Linked DNA regions of Homo sapiens: region 1 is linked to region 2. The links are chromatin contacts, found by Hi-C or POLR2A ChIA-PET in ENCODE. All regions are on one chromosome and are shown on one strand. Each heading gives the region's core, a stretch centred on a gene start or an enhancer-like site at or near the end of the contact. The rest is flanking DNA. Distances are from core to core; before and after follow the strand shown. Region 1 overlaps HLF (HLF transcription factor, PAR bZIP family member). Region 2 overlaps STXBP4 (syntaxin binding protein 4).

Region 1 (3,364 bases), core at 338-2,837, 130 kb before region 2:
AACAAATAACTACAGAATAACAAGAAAAGTATCAAACAGAACCTAGATGGTACCTTGTTGCTTTAATCATACATTATCTTAATAAAGATGGATTAATGTTTACATTTGTCTAAATAAAGACCTCCAGTTTAACAGAAATTTCAGAAGAAATGGGTCATTCAATTTCTCCCAATTAACCACATTAAAGGAGATCTTGCAATTTGGATCTGAAAGGACATGACCCAGGCATCATCAGTGGGAGCTGCGTCTCCTAATTTTACACCCTCTATCTAAGGCCATAGATAAGAACATATGTAAGTTCTCAACCCTGGTTACAGATCAGCCTCACCTGTGGAGCTCTGTAAAAGTACAGATACTTAGCTCCCCTCCAACCTCACCCAGAAGATCTGAAAATGGGGCCTGGGCTCTGTAAAAAAAAAAAAAAATTTTTTTGAATGGAAGAGGAAACAGCTTTCTCACACACTTTTAGTGGGAGTGTGAACTAGTTCAATTCTTTTGGAGCCTACACACTTTGATCCAGCAATTCCACATCTAGGAATGAAAACTTTAGATATACCACACAAGTGTACAAAGAATGGAATCCAACGATGAAAACAATCTAAATCCCTAGAGGCATTGTTAAGTAAATTATAGCATATCCAGATCATAGGTTCTATGCAGCCGGCAGATCTATATGTATTAATATGGAAAAATCTCCAAAAAATATTGAATGAAAAAGGCAAGATGCATAACACTATGTATTGTATGCATATACATATATTTCCATATTTCCATACACACAATATATACACACCCACCCCCATATATATGTATATAAATGCTTATAAACACAAAGGGAACGTCTGGAAGAGTACGCAGAAACTGTGGACAGTTAAATCTGGAAATGGAATATGGGAACTCAAGTTACTCTTTATACAGTCCTATTTTACAACAATCGTATATTAATTTTGTAATAAAATGTTTAAATTTCTTTTAAAAAAATCACTGGTAATTCTCATGTGAGGCCAAGATTGAGAACGACTGGTCCAGAGGAAACAGCCCCTGTGGATGTAAGGAGCTTGCAAACCCTACCTTGTAAGGAAACCAACCACCCACACCTCAGGAATATTCACACCATGTCATACCCATGACTCCCCAGAAGGTGGTGCTCCGGAGGCAATCACTCAGGCCTCCAACCAAAACCTGTCCAACCAATTTTGCATTAACCTGTCTTTTTGCTACTCTAAGGACTATTTATGCCCCAAAGCATTCTACACTACTGCTTCTATCAAGGGCATTTTAGACACACAGATGCCATATGCATTTTTTCCCCATAAAAATCTACCAGTTAGTCAATACATTCTAATATAACCCTGGGAAATGTTGACCTGAAAGGAGTTAACACTGCTTGCTCTGGCCTCCCCCTCCTCCTCCACGCTATTTCCCTGTTGTCTTTTCTCTGATTTACTCATCTTCTTATCTTATTCCAGGGTCAGTTCTACAAAGGCAGGCAGCCATCAGCCATGTGAGGCATTTGTCCTTTTGAATTTGTTCATACCTTTGGCATAGAACAGGTGGTACGGGACATAGGGCAGCCCAGGGCAAGTACCACGAGTTTGCCTGCCCTCCCACTAACACTAATGTTCTGGAAGTGGGTGTGTTGCCACAGCAACTGTCAAATCCCATCCATTACACCGCCTCTAACCTTCCAACATCTTCTTTAAACACCACGTTTGAGACGTGTGGTTCTGTTGCCCTGGCAGTGCAGAGCCGCAGGTCCCTTGCCAGGCGGCAAAGTTCTCCTTATCTGGGCAGGAGGGAGTTAGCCCCTCTGAATATTAGCCATCATAAATAAACGTTTTAAATTTTCTGTTTTTTTCCCCTCTCATTATATTTCAGACCAATGTCCCATAACATTCTGACCTGATCATTTCCTGTGAATTACTGGTGCATATTTAATGAAAATTCATTCTTAGTATCAGCCAAGAAAAACTCAACAAGTCACTTATATTGTATCCTTTCTTTCCATGAATATAATTTTTGCTCATTCTTCAAGACACAACTCAAGGATCATCTCCCATCTTCCCTCCTCACTCTATTCAGAGCTGGCCATTCTTGCTTTCCTGATTCTACCTCATATACAACCTGATGCTATCTACCACACTCCATTCACAATTAATTATATCTCTTCGCCATTCATAAGCTTCTCAAGTTTAAAGGATGACATCTTCCTTATCTCTGAATTACCAGCACCTTGCTAGGCCCTCAGTAAATGATTAAAAATACCCATACTAATGATGAATAAATGCACTCCAAAACAAACATCCATGAGCTTGTGGTTCTCTATAAATTTTTATTATGTTATTAAATCACCGATATAACAGATGACAGCTGTGTATCCGACTTGACAGCAAGACCTAAAAAACCTACATACAAATGCTTTTTAAAAGGGAGGATATAGAAAGGTCCATTTCCTGAGACTTTAGAGCCATCCTCTTTCTTGTTCTTGTTTTTCAGATCCAGGAAGTGCATGGAAAGGGAGCCTTCTCCATATGGAGAGAAGCAGTGAAGTCCTGAAGAAGGAAGCCGTAACATTCCTTGAGTACTCACAAGGCGGCCTGACATCTGGTCCACACTTGGGGAAAAGAGGCCACATCCCCACATGGAGATCTATTTTTGCATTCTGAGCTGCGGATGCTTTGCTCGTACAACTTGCCTTACACACAGAAAGGGGAAGGAAACTAATATTTACCAAGTGCTAGCTACATGCCCTGTGCTGCTTTCACGTGCGTATCTCTCCCACTACGCTGTGTATCTGCAGACAGCTCACCAGGTATGTCTCTGAAAAGCACATGGAGGTGAACACTGAATGCCTCCAACTTCCTCCACTCACCTGGCTGAGGGCCACACGCACAGCTGATGCCCAACACATCCATATATTCATGTATGCTTCTTTACAAGGACTTCTCACCATGGTCGAAGGAGAAAATCTATTCGTGAAAGACACATTCTCTTGACCATATGCGTCTCCCTGTTGCACTGGGGCAGATCAGCATAGTGTGGGCACAAGGAGAATGAAGCTTTGACTGATATGGACTGTGCCGTGGGTTTAGCACCAGCACCCTCAGGGACACAGCCACACTGTTTCCAATCCTCCTCTACTAGGCTGTCTCTAAATCTTCCTGGACTGATGTGTTTATCACTTCATGGTGCTTCTCTTTTAAGACCGTTATCAGAAGGAACTGTGGCTTAGAAAGTCATCCCTCATGACTTAAAAGTAAAACCTGTGTTAAAAACTACCCTCTCTGTGTCCTTTAAAATTAAATTCCCTAGGAATTGGCTGAGGAGACCTTAGGGCCTCCCCAGAGGTGCATATGTTGCTCCT
Region 2 (3,281 bases), core at 644-3,143:
TGGCCAGGGGTGCTTTGGAAGGATTCTTTCATTTGAAAGGTGGTTGGACTAGAGGAACTTACAAATTCACCTCAATTCTAGGATTTTGTGCTTCTTGCAAAGACTATTCAGAGGCACACCTGATGTTTTGTGGTAGAGTTCTGCACCAGGCACTATATCCAAAAGAAGGACACTTTAGACATGGCTCTAAGTCCAAAGAGTTAATGTGAAAATCCTAATGATGCATCAACTCTGCTAAAATCCATTGCTGGTTTTACTGCACAAAAGTTTTCAAGGCAGAAAAAAATAGGTCCAGGATCTTTGACAATGGCAAGATAAAGACGGTAAACTTAGATGTCCTGCAGGACTGCTCAACCAATGATACTGCTCTGAGATAAGTTGACATCCATAATCACAGAATTGGCCCCAGTCTTTCTCTGTCATGAAACTTGGCCCTCCCCAGACAATGAAAACATAAATATCACATCTGTGACAACTCTAGCATTTCTAGCAGGAAAAACAAATCCTGAAAAAGCATCAAATGCAGTGAATCTGACCACACAATGGTAAAATAGTTATTTCAATAAAGATTTTCATTTCAAAAAATGAATTTTTTTGTTGTTTCCACAATAATCAATTTAGTTATTGACAATGCAGGTCAGGCCTCATTCATGGCCATAACATAATCTCTGATCTTTCCAGTCCCTACAACACTACAAATTTTCACAGGATTATACATAGAATTCTAAAGCAAAATAATCCTAGAAAATATAAGTGGAAATAAAAATATATAATCAAATCAGATACACTTTTTTCATACACAATAAATCATTAGCATTTTTTCTTATAAAGGACAGGCTCACTGTAGAGTAGTATGCAGAAAAATATAATAAATAAAATAGATATCACAAATAATGTCATCTAATTTTTTTTCAGATCTTCTATGGTGTTTATATATACAATACTGTTGGTTTTATATTGTATACAGATCTGTTTCCTGTTATTACCACTTGATGTTATTATTGTGATACTTTCTTGGTATCATTAAACATTAGTAAACATTTTCTATCATGTTAGATACCATATTTTATTTAGACATTCCCCTGTTTTCAGGAATTTAGGCAATCATTTCTATTTTAAATCATGCTTTAATAAGCCTTTTAAGCATTTTTTTATTTTGGTCTAAACTTGGGGTCATTTGTGAGGATAAATTCACAGAAGAAGAAATTTTTAAGGCCTTTGATAGATGTTCCAAGACTGCTTTCCAGAATGTTTGTGGTGATTTATAGATGTCCTAAGAATATTTGAGGATATCTATGTCATGTACCTGCACTAACATAATTACTGTGTTTTAAAAATACTTTGGTTTTATTGTATCTTAAATAATTAATCAATAATTCTAAGGAAGCCTTATATCATAGGTGAGAAGGTTTGTTTGAAATTGGCAAGGAGCAAGGTACATGAGGGAGTTTGCATTGTCCACAGCCTTAAAGGTTCACTTCACACAGTAAATACTACAAAATTATCTGTCTTGGATTGTTTAGACATTCAATTGCTTGAATGTCCAGGGACAAACCACTTGATCTCTTCTAAGTATTTCATGTTAGGGTTTTTAGAAATAGCTTTTAACACAATTTTGATTGAAATAATTTTTCAGAAAGCCCATTTCACTTGTTAAGGCATTTCATCTTTAGCTGAATTTTAAGTATGCTATGAGATAAACCAGGAACAAGGAGACTTGATTCTCTATACCATATTTTATCGATTCTAAGACACACATTTTTCACATCTAAGCGTCTTTAGTATTTGGATGTATAATAGGCACTGCTAGCACTTTCAGATCCCTCTACCACTCTCATGCATGACAGCTCCCTGTGCTTTCACTCTCAACATTCAGCACCTGCACCTCTTTGTTGGACGGCTGTCCTCAGGCTACAGGAACATGCTTTGACTGCATTGCAGGCTGGAAGCACCTGGAAATTTACACCCACCCCCACCCCCACCCCCATTCAATAACTGATGGTGCAGAGGTATAAATACTCTGGGTTCTCTGGCCTCTGACTTGAACCTACTGTAGAACCTTTTTGTCTCTAGGGCTCTCCCGTGGGAGTGAACCAAAGTCATCTCCAGAATAGGCTTTGCTTGACATCACACTTTTTGTGGGTTTTTTTCCCCCTTTCCTTTGGATCGGTTCTATTTCTCTATTTCCCTATTACTTTTCACCCTTGGGCCACTTCCTAATTCACATAAATCCTTATGTCAGAGGAATTAAACATATTACAGGAAGTGTCTTACAATAATTGATGTCCTGCAGTTACTGTCAGCCAGGTGGTCATAGTGATATGGTTGTCTTTGCCTGTGCATGCATGAATTTGGTTGTTCTTTCCATGATATGACTGGACTGTTACTTCTTTACTTTTTGGTCAATAAACCATTTAAGGACTATTGAGAAGAGTATGAATCCTGATTGTTATCTAAAATTTTTCTATTAAGTCCTTTTGCCAAGATAAAAAATGTGCCAGCATCAGAGTTGTAGAATGGATGTCTAAGACAGGGAAAAAAATCTCAGAGACTGCAGTAGAATATTCCTTTAAGAAATGTTATTTATCCTGATGGCAGAGAGGGTGTTACCGTGAAAAATTGTGGTTTATGACAACTCTGATTCAAAAAAGAGATGCAGAAAGAGTTCAATTCTGAATGTACAGAGCTTTGTAAATATCATAATTAATATTTCATTCTCTTTTACACACATGATTTTTAAAAATCTATGCTGAAACAGTTCTCTTGTATTTACTTAAAGGCGTATAAGATAAAAATTCTAACTACTAAGTCATATTTTAAATCTTTTTTTCATTTTCAGTTACACACAAAATAATGATGGGTCTTATAACTGATGAAATACTAATTGGGAATATGGTACTTATAGAGACAGAAGAAATACAATCAATGAACAGTCTTAATTGGAAAAACTAAGGTAACTTCATAGACTTCTCACTTTCCATTTGTAGAGAGAGTTCTACTGGTAAATGAGGAACCACCAGTATTTGGTCATATTTTTGAAATTGTGTAGATTTTATTAAATATTTCTTATTCCTCCAATACGTGTGTGTGTGTGTGTGTGTGGTGTGTATATACACACAGATATATATATATACACACACACACACACACATATACTAAGTGTATGTGTGTGTATGTATGCATTCTATTTCCTTCAAATTTCCCTTATATCGAGTACTTTTATCAGAGAAGTAATCCATGCATTTAATTTGGTGCCAACTTCTTATTTTTGTGTGGTAATC

The links. A loop is a pair of places that touch in the nucleus more often than their neighbours do. ChIA-PET counts read pairs that join two places held with the same protein, here RNA polymerase II (POLR2A). Pooled maps may share reads with other maps.
Region 1: a loop to region 2 is called in a pooled map, with 2.5 times the contacts of the local background. The contact joins two enhancer-like sites. A Hi-C loop is called at or near these places in 2 of 168 maps with a recorded cell type or tissue (PC-3 and Right ventricle myocardium inferior), 1 of 37 single-sample maps with no recorded cell type and 11 of 50 pooled maps. POLR2A ChIA-PET finds 5 or more read pairs at or near these places in 1 of 52 experiments (activated T-cell).

What each region holds. Positions count from the first base shown.
Region 1 is chr17:55,293,899-55,297,262 of GRCh38, reverse strand. The region is part of intron 2 of HLF (HLF transcription factor, PAR bZIP family member); the gene reads right to left. Among named protein-coding and RNA genes, the nearest start is that of HLF, 31 kb to the right of the region's middle. RefSeq lists silencers at 981-1,275, 1,001-1,295. Within about 2 kb of position 1,587, at least 4 of the 41 ENCODE cell types and tissues checked have a DNase peak (open chromatin) inside an H3K27ac peak, as active enhancers do.
Region 2 is chr17:55,168,068-55,171,348 of GRCh38, reverse strand. STXBP4 (syntaxin binding protein 4) reads right to left here. Exons shown (of 18, transcript NM_178509.6): 18 at 1-3,281. Among named protein-coding and RNA genes, the nearest start is that of HLF, 95 kb to the left of the region's middle. Within about 2 kb of position 1,893, at least 3 of the 41 ENCODE cell types and tissues checked have a DNase peak (open chromatin) inside an H3K27ac peak, as active enhancers do.